Regions from separate parts of the Homo sapiens genome. Here region 2 is linked to region 1. Evidence: chromatin loops called from intact Hi-C (ENCODE). Cell type or tissue: CD4-positive, alpha-beta T cell. All regions are shown on one strand. Links, peaks and the distances in the headings refer to the core of each region. The heading gives the core; the rest is flanking DNA.

Region 1 (8,312 bases), core at 1,753-6,752:
TTCCTGCGTGGAACCCGGGATTCCGACTGCCAGGCCGGGCGGGAAGCGCTCTAGCGGAGGGACTCTGGCCTTGCGAGAGGAAAACCAGAAAATTCTGTCATGGGGCTCTGGAACCCCCATGCTCACCCGCTCCCGCCCTGGGGAGTATACTTCTGCTGTCAATAAATCTCTGCTTTTATTGCTTCATTCTTTCCTTGCTTTGTTTGTGTGTTTTGTCCAGTTCTTTGTTCAAGATGCGAAGAACCTGGACACCCTCCACCGGTAACACTAGGTCCTCCTTTCTCCTTGCAAACAGTGGCACTAAGAAGTTGCCCTCCACAAGACAGGTAGCAAAGATTTTCCCCCAGCCCCGTCTGGCCACGCTTCTTATTGATGGGTCCAGATCTCTAAGTCACCCCAGCAGAAGGCTGGAGTGCTCCCCGGTATGACTATAGGGCCCTCATCCCAGAGTCACCCCTCCTGCCTTCAAAGCCAGTAAAACATGATCTTAGGGAAATCACTTTTGAGTGGGGGAGCCCGAGAGAGGTGAAATTAAAATAAGCTCCAGGCCGGGCACGGTGGCGCACACCTGTAATCGCAGCACTGTGGGAGGCCAAGGTGGGTGGATCACCTGAGGTCAGGAGTTCAAGACCAGCCTGGCCAACATGGCGAACCCCCATCTCTGCTAAAAATAAAAAAATTAAGCTGAGTGGGCATGGTGGCGGGAGGCTGAGGCACCAGAATTGCTAGAACCAAAAAAAAAAAAGCTCCAGCTTTGACCCACAGGCCATCTTCAAGGTGTGGAAGCCAAAATGGACCAGAAGTAATTTCTATTTCCTGCCAGATAGAACACAAGCAGGAGCCGTAGTTGCCAAAAATGCCCGCGCACACAGGCTAGTGGTCTCTGACCCTCCCAGGGCACTGCTTGGGTTGGAATGGCGGCGCTCACGCAGGATTCCTTCAATTCTGCACTGTCACAAGCCCACAGGGCTGGAGAGGCTGGCAGCACAAAGAGGAATGAGACTCGCTTGCTGGTCTCATGAAGTTCACAGCCTAGTTGGGGAGCCTGCAAGTAAGAAGACAATCCCGATGCAGGAGGGCAGGCGTGTGACCCCGAAACAGTGTAGAGAAGGAGCCTGCAGCCTGTGGTGGGGGAGGGTGGTGCTGAGCGGTCCAGGAGAGACCTGACACATAGCAGGATTGAAGATGATTTGCCAGGCAGGCTGAGGCAGTGAGCAGGGCAGGAGAGGAGGCAGACACGTGCCGAGGAGCGCAAGGCACATTAAACGAATGGATGAATGAAGGAAAACTAGCCATGCTGTGTTTAAGGAAAACAACTGCTGGTAATAACTGAGTTGGGCAATGAAATTAATGGTGTGAATGAAAAAGGGGTACAGGGTCACAGGTGGTCCCCCAAACCCCTGAGACATCTGTGGTTGTCTAAGCGTGCTTTACTTTGGATTCTGGCATGCATTTGTAACTCACTTATGCTGGTTAATGTGAACCAGACATGGTCTCATTGGTGAATCATCGAAAGCAACTGTGTTTCTTTCCATTATTTGTGGTGAGTTTCGTTTTGGCAAACACTAAGCAATGGAGAAGATGGTCCATGGAGCTGGCTCCTCAGCAGTGACCCCAGGGCTGGAAAAACTTCAAGAACTGGGCAGGCAGTCCAAGGCCTTGGAGTCTGCAGAAATACATGCTCATTTGGCTCTTATTCCAGTCACCTGTGTGACCTCCTGGGGCCTCAGTTTCATCACCCTCTGGACAAGTAGGTTGGATGAGATGCCCTTTGAAGACTTGCTAGCTCTGTTATCTGTGACTCTGTGACTATCCTGAACCCAACAAACAGCCAAAATCATCTTTCCTGCCTCCCTTACAAATGGAAATTCCAGCCCAGGAGCGCTTGGAGGCATGGGTCGTCAGCCTGGCTGAGTGTCCTGCACCCACACACATCAGATGTCATGAAATCACTGACTCTGGCAAGGAAACTTTCCAAATCCTAGGACTGGTGACCTCCAGAAATAAGTCATTCGGGGGAGCCACATGTCCAAATGTTAATTTTCTTTTTATCAGAAGAATGGAAAACATGAATTCATGTACTTTTAAGGAATAAAGCCTTTGTTCAGAAAATGCAAAACGTGCCAAATAGACTGTGGTTTCAAATTATGTTTCGTTAAGGAAGAGGGGAGGGGAGGCGAGGGGGAGGGTACTGAAGAAGGGCAGAAAAGGCCTTTCTCGGGATCTACTTTGTGTGGACATCGGCATCTCATCTGAGCCTCAGCAGCACCTGCCAGATGGGCTTTAGGATTCCCACCTGCCAGAGGAGGAATGGAGGTCAGAGAGGTGTGAGCTGGAGGATTAACACAAGGAGCCTCTGACTCCCCAAGCATCCCAGGGTCTGTCAGACAAAGACCAATGCCCACTCAGGTGGAAGCAGGGCACAGGATAGGATGTGAGTGGTCCCAATCTGTCGTCTCTCAGCTCCTCCTGCAGCTCATGAAGCCCTCTGATGAACAAACATCAGCTGCAAGAAACAACCTCTCCAGGAGCAAGACGGTAACAACTTGTCAGACTTCAGGGCAGCAGGGAAAATACCTGATCTGGAGATCAGAGTGGGCCACATGCTGAAAGAGCATCAATAAACCAGGCTGCAAACAAGCAGGCCTGTATCCCAAGGTCTCAGCACAGGACTTTGATAGGCAGTGACCAGGGGTTAACCTTGCCTTTCCATAGCACAGCTGGAATGTCCCCAGGTGACCTGAGGCTTGTGCATTTTAGTAAATTTTAGGATGCAACAAGACTCTCCTGTAGCAAAGAGACCACTCTTGAACTTGTGAAGAGAGGGACAAATGAGGTTATGAGAGGGTACCACCCTCAGGGGCTGCTACCAGGGCTGTAGGAGATCATGGTACCCTTTCAGGTTTGACAACTCTGGGCTTAAACAAATACAGGAAGGAAAGTGGAGGTGCTACAACCAATCGCTAGGGAACTCTAAATACCTGTACACGGTGAGGGAGGTACAAGGAGACAGGGAGAGAGAGAAGCACATAGAGACCCAAACTGCAGCCCATGACACTGATGTTCAACCCCAGCAAACTAGAACGCATGGGCACTGGGATTCCGAGTCAGAAAAACGCTGCTTGAGACTTGGCTCCACCATTTACTATATCTTGGACAAAACTGCTTAACACACACAGCCTCTCCTCAATCCTGGACAGGAGGAAAATAGCGACCCTTCATTGCCCTCCTAACTGCCAGACGCTGACAAACGCCTTAAATGCTCTTGTTCAGACCGTTTTTCAAAAGGTAGCTATTAACGTTCTGTGACACGGGGAAGGGAGGCAATAGTGCCCATACTGGTAATGCATGAGGAACTTTGTCTTCTTTTTTTTTTTTTTTTGAGACAGAGTCTCACTCTGTCTCCCAGGCTGGAATGCAAGATCTCGGCTCGCTGCAACCCCTGCCTCCTGGGTTCAAGCGATTCTCCTTCTGCAGCCTCCCAAGTAGCTGGGATTAAAAGTGCGTGCCACCACGCCGGGCTAACTTTTTGTATTTAGTAAAGACAGGGTTTCACCATGTTGGTCAGGCTGGTCTCGAACTTCTGACCTCAGGTGATCCACCCGCCTCAGCCTCCCAAAGTGCTGGGATTACAGGCGTGAGGCACTACGCCGGGCCGGAACTGTGTCTTCTTACACACGGGGAGTGAGACCCTGGAGGATCTGGGGTTTCCAGCCACCAGTGAGATTCACTAACCTTTAGGAAAGATGGGGATTTAAAAACCAGAGACAACCTGGACGAACTACTTGACGCTGTGTACGGTAAATGTGATTTTTCACAGGCTGTGGTTCTGGGGACCCGTGTGGGCTCTTGTTGAGCTGGGGGAGATACTTCGAATACTGATATCGCCCCAAAGCTGCAACTCTCCGGCCCCGCCACGGCTCCTTATGTACAAAGAGAGGGAATCAGTCGCCGGTGACCTCGACGGCCCTCGGATCAGGGATGCCCCGAGTCCGAGCGGGCAGGGTGCTCAGCAGGGCCAGGTGATGGGAATCATGGGGCCATCGAGCACGGACCCTGGCTCCCCCGGTGGCCTCTGTGAGCTCTGGGGTCAGGCGGGGACTGGAGGAGCGTCCGCGCCGGGAGGGAGCGCACCGCGCCACGTGCCCGCCCGGCGCCCCGCCCCCACCCCGGCCACGCCCCTCGCGCTTCCCTCAAAGCCCCGCCCCTCAGCCCCGCCACTCTCGTCCGCCCCGCCCCTCGCAGCCTCAAGCTCAGCGCTCCCGGAGGCGCGGACGGTGGGGCCCCGCGCCTTTTGTGTCGGGCTTTGACCGCCGCGCGCGCTCATTCACCTCAGCGGCCGCGGGCGGAGGGGCGCACGCGCGCGCAGTCCCCTCGGAGGGCGGTGGGGCGAACAGCAACGCGCGTACCCTAGCTCTTGGCTGCTGTGCTGAGACTAGCCCGCGCGCCCGCGCGCCTCTCCCTCGAGGACTCGGAGCCGCCCGCGCACTCGCCAGGGGCCGCCGCCCCGAGTCTCAGGCGGACGCGCACGCGTTCCCGCCGCCCGGACCCCAGCCGGCTCGCCCCCCGCCCCCCCATCCCCCGGCGGCGGCCCCCAGGCACGCGCCCGCGCACACGCCGGCCCGGGCACGCGCCCGCCAAGATGGCAGGGGCCGGGGCCCAGCTGTCAGTCGCCGCCGCCGCGGCCCTTCCCCGCAGCTAGCGGCCCCGACGCCCACCCGGAGAAGATGAGCCCCCGCTGCCCCCCGCAGCCCAGTCAGACGCGGAGCCGCCGCGCCCGGGGCCGGCTCCCCCGCTAGCGCCCGCGTCCCGCGCCCCGCCGCCGCCGCCGCCGCCGCCGGGTCGCCCCTGGCCCGGCGCGCCCGTCCCCGGCAGCGACAATGAGGTGAGTCGGGGCCGGCGCCTCGTGGGAGGTGGCAGCGGCCAGCGTCGGAGGGGCTGGGCTGGGGGCCCGCGGTGCCCCCGAGGGCGGGAGGGGGGCTCCACGGGCGCGGGGGCTTCCAGAGAACCGCGGGGGCTCTGCAGAGATTCGGGGGCATTCAGAGCGCGGGAATGGCTTCGCGAGAGCCGTGGGGGCGTCTGGAGAGCCGGGAGGGTCTGCAGGGCTTGTGGGGGGCAGTGTTCTGCAAGGGGCAGGCGGCGCTGGCTTTGGCTGCTTGTGGGGTCCTCTTAGGCTCCGGGGGGCCTGCGGCGGCCTGGGAGGCAGACCCCCGCGGGCAGGTGTGGCCGTGTCCCGACCGCGCGAGGACCGAAGTTGGCGGAAGCCCCTGTGCGGTGCCTTCCAGCCCGGAGGAGGCTGGCCTGAAGCCCCCAGGCGTTGCCGAAGCCTCCCCCTGCCAGCGCCCAGAGCCGCGTTTGGGCTTTTACAGGTGTAGTTTCCCCTCGACTTGGAGCCCGTCAACCCCTTCGTCTCCTAATTCTCAACCCCCCTTTTTTTTCTTCTTGCACGCCAGTAAAGTGCAAGGCCCCCAAATGTACCGCTCGTTGATGTATCACCCAGCTCGGGAGCCTGCTGATTATCAGGCCAAGAAATAAAACCTTGCTTCTGCCAGAAGCCCGGTGCCCTCTCCCAGTCGCTAAACCCTCCCTTCCTCTCCAGATCCTGTCGTGACTTTTTTGGGGTAATCACTTTTTTTTTTTCCATTTGTAATTTTGCTTTCTGAACACGTATCTCGTAAAAACTGTAGTTTGTAACTATAGTTTCGTTTTGCCTGTTTTGTATTATTTATGACAATGAAATAATACAGTATTCTTTTGTGTCTGGTGTTTTTCAAGATGTTTTCGAGATCCATTCCGTTGTAATCGTTATTTGTTCATTTTTATTGGTCTATAGTATTCTGTTGTAAGAATATACCACAGTGTACGCATTCTACTGTTACTAGACATTTTAGTTGTTTCTAGCTTTGTTGGCTATTAATAATGCTGTTATGGATATTGTTGTGTATCTCCTGGTGCATTCATTTCGATTGGGTAGATATCTAGTAGAATTTTTAGGTCAAAAGATAAGCATATCTTTAGCATTAGCGGTAAACACCAAGTTGCCAAAGTGGTTCTACGAGCTGACATTCTTACCAAAAAATGTGTGAGAGTTCTTGTTGCTTCACCTCCTTCTCAACACTTGGTATTGTCAGTCTTAAATTTTAACCATTCTGGTGATTATGAAATGATATCCCATTGTGGTTTTAATCTGCAGTTTCCTGTTGACTGATGAGGCTGAACATCTTTTTATTTTTATTTGGTATAGTTTTCTGGAGTGCCTGTTCAGATATCTTGCCCACATTTCTCTTGGGTTTTTGTTTGTTTGTTTTGAGACGGAGTCTCGCTCTGTTGCCCAGGCTGGAGTGCAGTGGTGCGATCTCGGCTCACTGCAACCTCTGCCTCCTGGGTTCAAGCGATTCTGCTGTCTCAGCTTCCCGAGTAGCTGGGATTACAGGTACGTACCACCACACCTGGCTGATTTTTGTATTTTTAGTAGAGACGGGGTTTCACCATGTTGGCCAGGCGGGTCTCGAACTCCTGACCTCAGGTGATCAACCCGCCTTGGCCTCCCAAACTGCTGGGATTACAGGCATGAGCCACCGAAAATAGTTTCCTGTAAAATATTAGAAAGCTTACATGTGTTTTCCCTTTTACATTAAGATATATGGTTCACCAGAAATTCATTTTTGTGTGACATAATGTGAAAAAGGGGTTAAATTTTATTTTTACTTAACACCATTTTTTTCAGCACCATTTATTAAAAAGATAATCTTTTCCCCATAACTCTGTTGTACCACCTTTGTCATCTTCCAGTCTTCGCTTTGGAGTTATTTTCTTTCTGCCTGAAGAATACTCTTCAGTATTCTTTAGTGCAGGTCTGGCAACAAATTCTTAGTGTTTGTCGAAAAACATCATTATTTATTCTTCATTGTTTTCTTTTTTGTAAGTTTTATTGAGATATAATTCACACAGTAAAATGTACCCATTTAAAGCCTATGGTTTAGTGGTTTTTAGAATATTCAGTTATACAACCATTACCACATCTAATTTTAGAACTTTTTTCCATTTGTGAAGTGTCTTTTTATTAGTTTTATAGAACTCTTGGTTTGCCATTGATTTCTTTTAGCATTTTAAAAATTTAATTCACTTTATTTTTCTTGTATAAAAATCCTGCATTGTATAATAGCCATAGCTGGAGCCTGGGTTCTCTGCAGTGGAGACTCTGGTCAGTGAATTCCTAGTTTCCTAATAGGTAGACTTGGTGAATATGGTCTCCTTCCAGAGCTTGGGGATCAGATAGCTGTAGGTCTTTGAGATGACATTAACAGTGGCCTTGGTGAAGTTGCCCAGGGTGGCAGTGCAGCCCCTGACTGAGGTGTGGCAGTCCTTAATGCCAGCCATCATCAACAGCTTTTTGGGCACAGAGATCAAGATGAAACCATTGTCTCTGTGTGTAGAGATGAGGTGTACCAGCACAGAGTTGCAGTGGTCTGTCACCTTGCAAGGAATGCCGTGGGGCTTGCCAGTGTTGTCTCCTGAGATGCCTCTCTGCACCGGGACAGTGGAGAGCTTGACAAAGATGATGACTCCTTGGATGGTAGTAGGTACCGTCTTGGAGCATTTAACACCCAGACCGACATGGATATTTTAGTCCCCAATGGCAACAAGTGCCTTGAATCTGGACCACTGGCCAGTGCAAGTCTCCATTTTTACTGGCATAATCTTAAACTCATTCGTGAGGGTTGCCCCCAGGAAAAAGTCGATGATCTCAGCCTCCTTGATGGGCAGGGAGAGGAGATAGAGCTTCAGGGACTTAATCTTCATGTCCTTGACTATGCTGCCCAGTTTGATGATGGGGACCTACTCCTTGGCCTTGGCCTTGGCCTTGGCCTTGCCACCACCAGCTCCGTGGCCCCAGCCTTAGCCCTGGATGCCACTGCTGTGGCTTCCCATTTTGGGGCCTCTAGGCCCTCCCACTGCACTGGTCTCATTCGCCATTTGGTGTTTTCTTGGAGAACTCTTTTAGCATTTTAAAGCTATTTCATTATCTATGACTTAGTTTCTGTTGAGAAGTCACTTGTCAGTCTCTTGTTCCTTTGAAAGTAGTCTTTTTCTCTGGCTGTTTTTAAAGTTCTGTCTTTGGTTTTCAGCAATTTTTCTATACTGTCCCTAGTATGGATTTCTTTTTATTTATAATTAGAGTTTTTAGGGATTCTTGAATTTGTGGCTTCATGTCTTCCATTGGTTTTGGAAATCATCAGCCATAAGTACTTCAGTTATTTCTTCTGCCCCATTTTCTCTTACCTTTCCTTCTAGGGCTACAGTGATATATG
Region 2 (7,201 bases), core at 131-5,130, 360 kb before region 1:
CAGAGTTGCTCCCTGGAGATCGAAGCGTAAACGTTGGATACACCATAGGAAAAACCCACCAGCTCACCAGGGAAGTTGCTGAGACAGCACTGTGCTTTGTGAGAACCCCCTCCCCGTTCGTGCATGGCTCCTGGTGGTTCCTGGGGCCTGTTATCTCTGCCCCCTGATCCTCCAGAGCTGGCAGCTTCCGCTGAACTTCCAAGAAGAAAGTGAAGCCTCTATCTAGGTGGGGTTTGTTTGCGTCATCTACAGGCTGTGTGGACCAAGGACCAAGAGTTCCTCTGTGGAGTCTTGATAGCTTTGCTCACATCCTCAGGGTAGAACAAAGACAAGGTGCTAGTGGTGGTGGTACTGGGTGGTTTGAGGGAGGGTCTCTCTGCTCCCCACACCAGGGCTGGGAATGCTTGGGCAGAACAGGACAGGACCAGAGGAGGTGAGAGGGCCCAGGGCTGAAACAGCGTCCTGAAGGAAAAGGGACTCCCCAGGCCAGAGCCCCCTCCCGGAGGGCCCATATCGCAGGGTCCAGCAGTAGGTGCCATGCCCCCTGGAGTACTCACAGCCCAACAGAACCAGGATCCCAAAATGTCAACGTGACTTTGCCTTTTTTTTTTTTTTTTTTTTTTTTTTGGCTAAGACAGGGTCTCACTCTGTCTCCCAGGCTGGAGTGCAGTGGCATGATCTTGGCTCAGTGCAGCCTCAACCTCCGGGCTCAAGAGATCCTCCCACCTCAGCCTCCTGAGTAGCTGGGACCACAGGCACCACCATGCCTGGCTATTTTCTTTTCTTTTCTTTTTTCCCCCATAGAGACAGAGTCTCACTGTGTTTCCCAGGCTGGTCTCAAACTCCTGTGCTCAAGCAATCCAATTCTCCTGCCTCAGTGACTTTGCTTCTTAAGCCCCTTGGTCATGACAACTCTGCTTTGTTATGAAAACAGTGAAACCAAATCATGGTGCACTAACAGTCATACTGTAGGTGCCCAGGGAAAGTAGCTGTGAGTCTTTTCAAAATAAAGGTGCCCCACCAACATTCTACCCCCCTTTTTTTAAAGACTCTCCCAGGATGTGTGTGTTCATTTAGAGCCACACACATTTGTGAGAGCCAGCAGGGGCTGAGAACCGGTACGCTAACACACGGTAGATGCTAATACATGGTAGACAAAATACTCCAAAACCTAGGGCCTGTGGGGGGAGTACTGGTACAAGCTGGTGACAAGCAGAGTGTGCCCCTCACTTTCAGGGGGAATGGACTTTCTTACTCTTCTCTATGGTTGGGGCTGTGAGCTCCAACCCCAGAGGCAGTACCATTTGGTGTTTGCTGAGTGAATGTCAAACCTCTCAGTACGTGACAGATTGAGTCTGAGGCTTCATTTTGAAGGTGAGGAAAAACAGAGCCCCAGAAGGGAGATGCCTGGCCCAAGGTCACTTTCATTCATTAGCTCACTGAACATAGAGGAAATCTATGAGTATATATGCATTTATACACAAACACATTTAAATGGGAATATATATATACACATTGCAATGCATTGTGGTAAGTACTGCAAATGAGAATGGGCAGAACACATCATTGTGGGAGCATGCTCAGGCACTGGGAGTGGCTTCCTAGAGGAGGTGAATCTTGAAGGAGTTTGTCGTCTTGTGGAGTGGGGAGGAGGCTCCAGGTGGAGGAAGCAGTACAAGCAAAGGCCCAGAGGTGAGCAGGCGAGGGGTGTGGAGAGACACTATTACACCTTGCAGCTGGGGTATACAGAAGGGAACAGCAGGGTGGGGAAAGTCGGGAAGAGGTTGAGCGATGGAGCTGGGCAGAGGAGGGCTTTGTAAGCCTCAGAAGGAAGCTGGACCCTTTCCCTGGGAGCTCTGATATCTAATAATAATGGCAATGACAATGACAATAACCAACACCACCTGCCGCTTATCCTAGACTCAGTATATGCCAATGATTCTAACCTGTCCTCTTTTGAGGGTTATAATAAACCTATGAGGAGGTGTCATTAGCCCTTCGAGGATTGAACATGGGTTCTTATTGGCTGGTTGTTTGCCTCCAAGAAGCTCAGCTCATTGGGCGTGAACTTACAGGCAGTGTTCAGAGGCTTGTGGACACCCAAGGACTCTGGTATGGCCAACAAAGTGTTTGGTGGTAGCTGAATCTTCTTCAGGACAGTGAGGCAATGGTGGCTGACCAGGTCTGGGCCAGACTATGAGGTATCATCCTGAAAGGCTACCAGCAGCAAGAAGTCAGGGTCCACTGAAAAGTGGTTAAGTGTTACTAATATGGACAATGTTGACTGGGCACTTTCTAGGTACCCAGCACTGTGCTAGAGTTCCACATAGATTGTCTCACTGACTCCTCACTGATGCGGTAAGAACCCTCTGTTCCCATTTTACAGAGTAAGAAACTGAGGCTCACACAGGTTAAGTCACTTGCCCAAGGTCACATGGCTAGCAAGTGGCTGAACCAGGATTTGAACCCAGGACCATCTGAGCTCCAGAGTGTATCTGACCCCATAGACTACTGTCTCCCACACCTCAGTTTCCCTTCTCAAGAAGGAGGAATGGGGTGGATGCTCTGCGATGTCTCTTCTGCTGTGACTCTGGTTCTGTGATGCTGAGTGTCTGCAAGGTGCCTGGACCCATGTTCACCACCCACTTCCTCCTGCTTCAGGCTTTTCCATGTTGTGACCAAGCCTCAGTGGCTCTGACGCCTCTGGATGGCACCTGTGGTCAGAGCTCTCCAGCTATTTCTACTGATAGAACACTGCATGTCATTAGCTCAGTCTCCCTGCAACTCTATCACTGTCTGGGTGGGTGACCCTAGACCAGTCCCTTGTCCTCTCAGAGCCCCAGTATTCTCATCCAAGCCCTCCCTGACAGAGCTAGTGTTAAGCACTTGGCAGAGCTCTTGCAAAGCTCTGGGGAGGGGAGCCACGCTTCCTTTCCCATCCTCTGCACCAGGACTATCTTCCCATGAGGATATTTCTACCCATTTTCCAGAGGCAAACACTGAGGTCCAGTGAAACAAGGATTGTCCAGGAAACCCCATGCTTGCCCCTGGCAGACTGGGCTACAAAGGATTCTGGGTATGGCCCTGGGCTGCCACCTTCTTCCTTTTGGGGTGGGGCCAGCCCAGAATATGGGGATCCTCAAGAACACAGAGTTCCGAGGTCATGTGTCTCAACTCCCACATTTATAGGTGGGGAAACCGCATGAAGCTGGGACTGCCAGTTTCCCTACATGCTGGACCGCCAGGGGCAGCAGTGAGAGGGCTAGGGGAGGATGGGTTCCTTCATCCCCACTGTTAACCATCGTGCCAGGCACCTTTCTGGAGCTCAGGAAGTCCGCACTGCACAGGACGGCTGCCTAGAACCGCTGATGTTGCAAGGCAAGGGTGCAGCTGAAGCCCAAAGGGCCTCACATGTTGACAAAAAGCCTCAAGTATAACCTGATGGCAGTGGGGAGCCACAGAAAGGCTTAGAGCAGAGGAGAGATCTGGCCAGACTTGTGTGTGATTAGAAAGCACTCAACAGGAGGTTTGAGGGGAGATCACTGAGACTAGCAGACAGTGAGAAGGCTTTGAGGCCAGGCAGGCCAGAGCCAGAGCCAAGTGTGATGGAAATAAAGAGATTGATGGGGGCTGTCAGCATCTGACCCCTCCCTTTCCATGACTTCCCAGCCAGAGCCATGGAAATTCTCCGCCTGCCCCTTTAGCTGCTGACATCTCCTCACACCATCGCCTGATGGAACAAGACAAGAGGGAGGCTCAACATACTGGGGAAACTGAGTCAGGGGAGTTCTTTGCAGAGCTGGCTATTGCCTCAATGCACTTAATATTATTCTTATGGTGAACTGGTTCATATTACAAAGAACACTGAGAAGCATATGCCTGGGAGCCCACCACCCAGACTAAAGTATTACCACTTCTGCTTTTGATGCTCCTGCAGCCCCTCCTGGTCACAGGTCCCAGCCTTCCCCGACCCAAGGGTATCTGGGAATCTCAGTGTTGTGTTGGTTATTCCTGTGCTTTCAGCTTACCATATTTCTCCCTTATAAGATAGTGTTTAGACCAGGCACGGTGGCTCACACCTGTAATCCCAGCACTTTGGGAGGCCAAGGCAGGTGGATCACTTGAGGCCCGGAGTTCGAGACCAGCCTGGCTAACATGACAAAACCCCCATCTCCAGTGAAAATACAAAAATTAGCCAGGTGTGGTGGCAGGTGCCTGTAATCCTAGCTATTCAGGAGGCTGAGGCAGGAGAATCGCTTGAACCCGGGAGGCAGAGGTTGCAGTGAGCAGAGATCATGCCACTGCACTCTAGCCTAGACAACAGAGCAAGACTCCACCTCAAAAAAAAATAGTGTTTGATTTTGCATGCTTTTGAACTCTTTCATGGCATGGTCCTTCATGTGTTCATTTGCAGCGTGCTTCTGCCCTCATTATGTTGGTACATGTAGCTGTAGTTCATTCATTTTCATAGCCATATAGCAAGGTTACTCAACCTCAGCGTGGTTGTGAGGGGCTACTGTGTGCATTGTAGGACATTCACCAGCAACCCTGGCCTCCACCCATTTGACGGAAGTAGTACCCCTGTCCCCCACTTTAAAAACTAAAAATATTTTCATACATTGCCGAATTGCCCTTGGCTAAGAACTACTGCTATCTTAGATCCATTGCATGCATATATTACCTTTACTTTTCTCCTGTTGAAGACATTTGTTTCTAGTTTTGTTTGTTTGTTCATTTGAGACTCTGTCACCCAGGCCAGAGTGCAATGGTTCAGTCATGGCTGACTGCAGCCTTAACCTCCCAGACTCACTCAAGTGATCCTCCTGCCTCAGCCTCCTGAGTAGCTTGGACTACAGGCTCTCACCACCTGTAATTTTTTTTTTTTTTTTTTGAGATGGAGTCTCACTCTGTCACCCAGGCTGGAGTGCAATAGCACTATCTCGGCTCACTGCAACCTCCACCTCCTGGGTTCAAGTGATTCCCCTGCCTCAGCCTTCTGAGTAGCTGAGATTACAGGCATCCACCACCACGCCCAGGTAATTTTTAGTAAAGACAGGGTTTCACCATGTTGGTCAGGCTGGTCTCGAACTCCTGACCTCAGGTGATCCACCCACCTTGGCCTCCCAAAATCCTGGGATTAAAAATGTGAGCCACCGTGCCTGGCCTTTTTTTTTTTTTTTTTTTTTAAAGAAAGATTGGTTCTCACTATGTTGCCCAGGCTGATCTTGAACTTCTGGCCTCAAGTGATCCTCCTGCCTCAGCCTCCTAAAGTGTTGGGATTTCAGGTGGGAGCCACCATGCCCAGCCTAGTTTTTGGGTTGTTTTTTTTTTTTCCTATAAGCAATGCCCTGTGGACCTTCTTATACGCGTGTCCCAACGCACATGAGTATGAACTTTGCTCACATCTATACCAAGACAGAGAATGTCAGGGTCACACAGTACACACAGGTTGGCTAGACAGTGCCAAAGTGCTTTCCAAAGAGCTGGGGCTAATTCTTACTCCTGCCAGAAGGATATGGGATGTGCCTTGCCCATCCTCGGTGATGTCTAGGGTTGTCACTCTGGTGGGCAAAGATGCTTGTACTTTCTTTAACCTGCTTTGTCTTTCTTGAGGCTCTGTATTAATTTATTCTCACCTGCTATGAAGAAATACCCAACACTGGGTAATTTACAAAGGAAAGAGGCTTGATTGACTCACAGTTCCGCGTGGCCAGGGAAGCCTCAGGAAACTTACCAATCACGGTGGCAGGAGAGAGAATGAGAGCCGAGCGATGGGGAGAGCCCCTTAGAAAACCATCAGGTCTTGTGAGAACTCACTGACGATGAGAGAAACTGCCCTTATGATTCAACTATCTCCACCTGGTCCCGCCCTTGACACGTGGGGATTATTACAATTCAAGGTGAGATGTGGGTGGGGACACAGAGCCAAGGCTTATCGGGCTCTCAGAGCACAAGAGAAGCCCAGGCCAAATTTCATACTGGAGGTGCCCCATGTATTGGGAATAAAACCCAGAAGAAGAAGAGGAAACAGCAGAGCAGGTTTACTCACTTGGGATTTAATTGAAGTGTTTGTATTAATCAAATTGATGCTTTCACAGGTACACAAATACAATGTAACATGATTTATGCTACTTATAATTACGGGGTTTACATCAAGTGACAGATTCCAGGCCCCAGACACATGGTCTTTCTTTGAGCCCAGCTGTGCACTTCTGTAACTGTTGCACCACTGTGCTGGGAGTGGTGAGGCCCAGGCCCACCCGTGATATGGGGGTGTTTCTGTCTCCTCCCCAGTGGTGCCCTCCTGGAGGATTAAGCTTCATTTTTCTCTGGGACTCTCAGTGCCTGGCCCCCGGGTTGCCCTGGGGGAGTCTGCAGCTGCACCCTCTGGGTCAGGTACCTCCAGCCCCCACAGCCTCTGGACGGCTCACGTCCCAGGCCTTGGGTGCTGCCCTAGGCCTGAGGTCTACAACCTCACAAAGCCGCCCCACCTGGCCCTACCCTGCCCTGACCACTGCAGAGATCTGAGACCAATCTCCTCCAGTGCCTGAATATTTCATGCAGTGAGGGTGGAATGAAAGTCGCAAAGACCTTAATTGTTAATGTGGCTTCTGCTGGCTGCAGGCCCAGCCCTCCCAGCCCCCTCCTGTTTGATACAACAACAGCAGTAACAGTAATTCCTCCTGCACCCCAGGCCTTGTCGTGACCTGCCCTGGGCGAGGCTGGCCTGAAATGAAGTTGTCTGAGGAGCCCCAGCTGGCCAGAGAGAAGTGGTGACTCAAGTAACTATAACAACGAGACCAGGAGGCCCACTGTTCCCCAGTGACAAACTTCTTTTTGTTTTTTAGTTTTTTTTTTTAATAAGCCTTATAATTTTATTTTTGAAACTCCATACATGTGGTTTTTTTTAATTAATTTTTTTTTAGACAGAGTCTCACTCTGTCACCCAGGCTGGAGTGCAGTGGTGCCATCTCGGCTCACCACAGCCTCGACCTCCTGGGCTCAAGCAATTCTCACACCTCGACCTCCTGAATATCTGAGACTACAGGTGCATACCCACATCCCGCTAGTTTTTATACTGTTTGTAGAGGCTGGTCTGGAACTCCTGGGCTCAAGTGATCTGCCACCTCAGCCTACCCAAGTGCTGGAATTATAGGTGTGAGCCACGTTGCCAGGCCTGAATGTGTTTTTAAATTTAAAG

What was found. Peaks named below come from ENCODE experiments on the same cell type or tissue, not always from the same donor. Only the 100,000 strongest peaks of a DNase experiment are listed, where the experiment ranks them.
Region 2: it touches region 1 in a loop (6-fold over the local background); 3 of 110 quality-filtered maps call a loop at or near these places.

The regions. Positions count from the first base shown.
Region 1 is chr14:99,967,173-99,975,484 of GRCh38, forward strand. It overlaps a transcript of EVL not described here and the pseudogene RPS2P3. Among named protein-coding and RNA genes, the nearest start is that of EVL, 94 kb to the right of the region's middle. RefSeq lists an enhancer at 833-1,442 and silencers at 1,500-1,794, 4,152-4,201, 4,342-4,421. In CD4-positive, alpha-beta T cell, for the core only: no CTCF peak of the experiment used is centred there; DNase peaks (open chromatin) are centred at 4,319 and 5,269; H3K4me3 peaks cover 1,822 bases; H3K27me3 peaks cover 116 bases.
Region 2 is chr14:99,606,421-99,613,621 of GRCh38, forward strand. It overlaps a transcript of HHIPL1 not described here. Among named protein-coding and RNA genes, the nearest start is that of CCDC85C, 5.8 kb to the left of the region's middle. RefSeq lists an enhancer at 52-346. In CD4-positive, alpha-beta T cell, for the core only: a CTCF peak has its summit at 3,220; no DNase peak of the experiment used is centred there.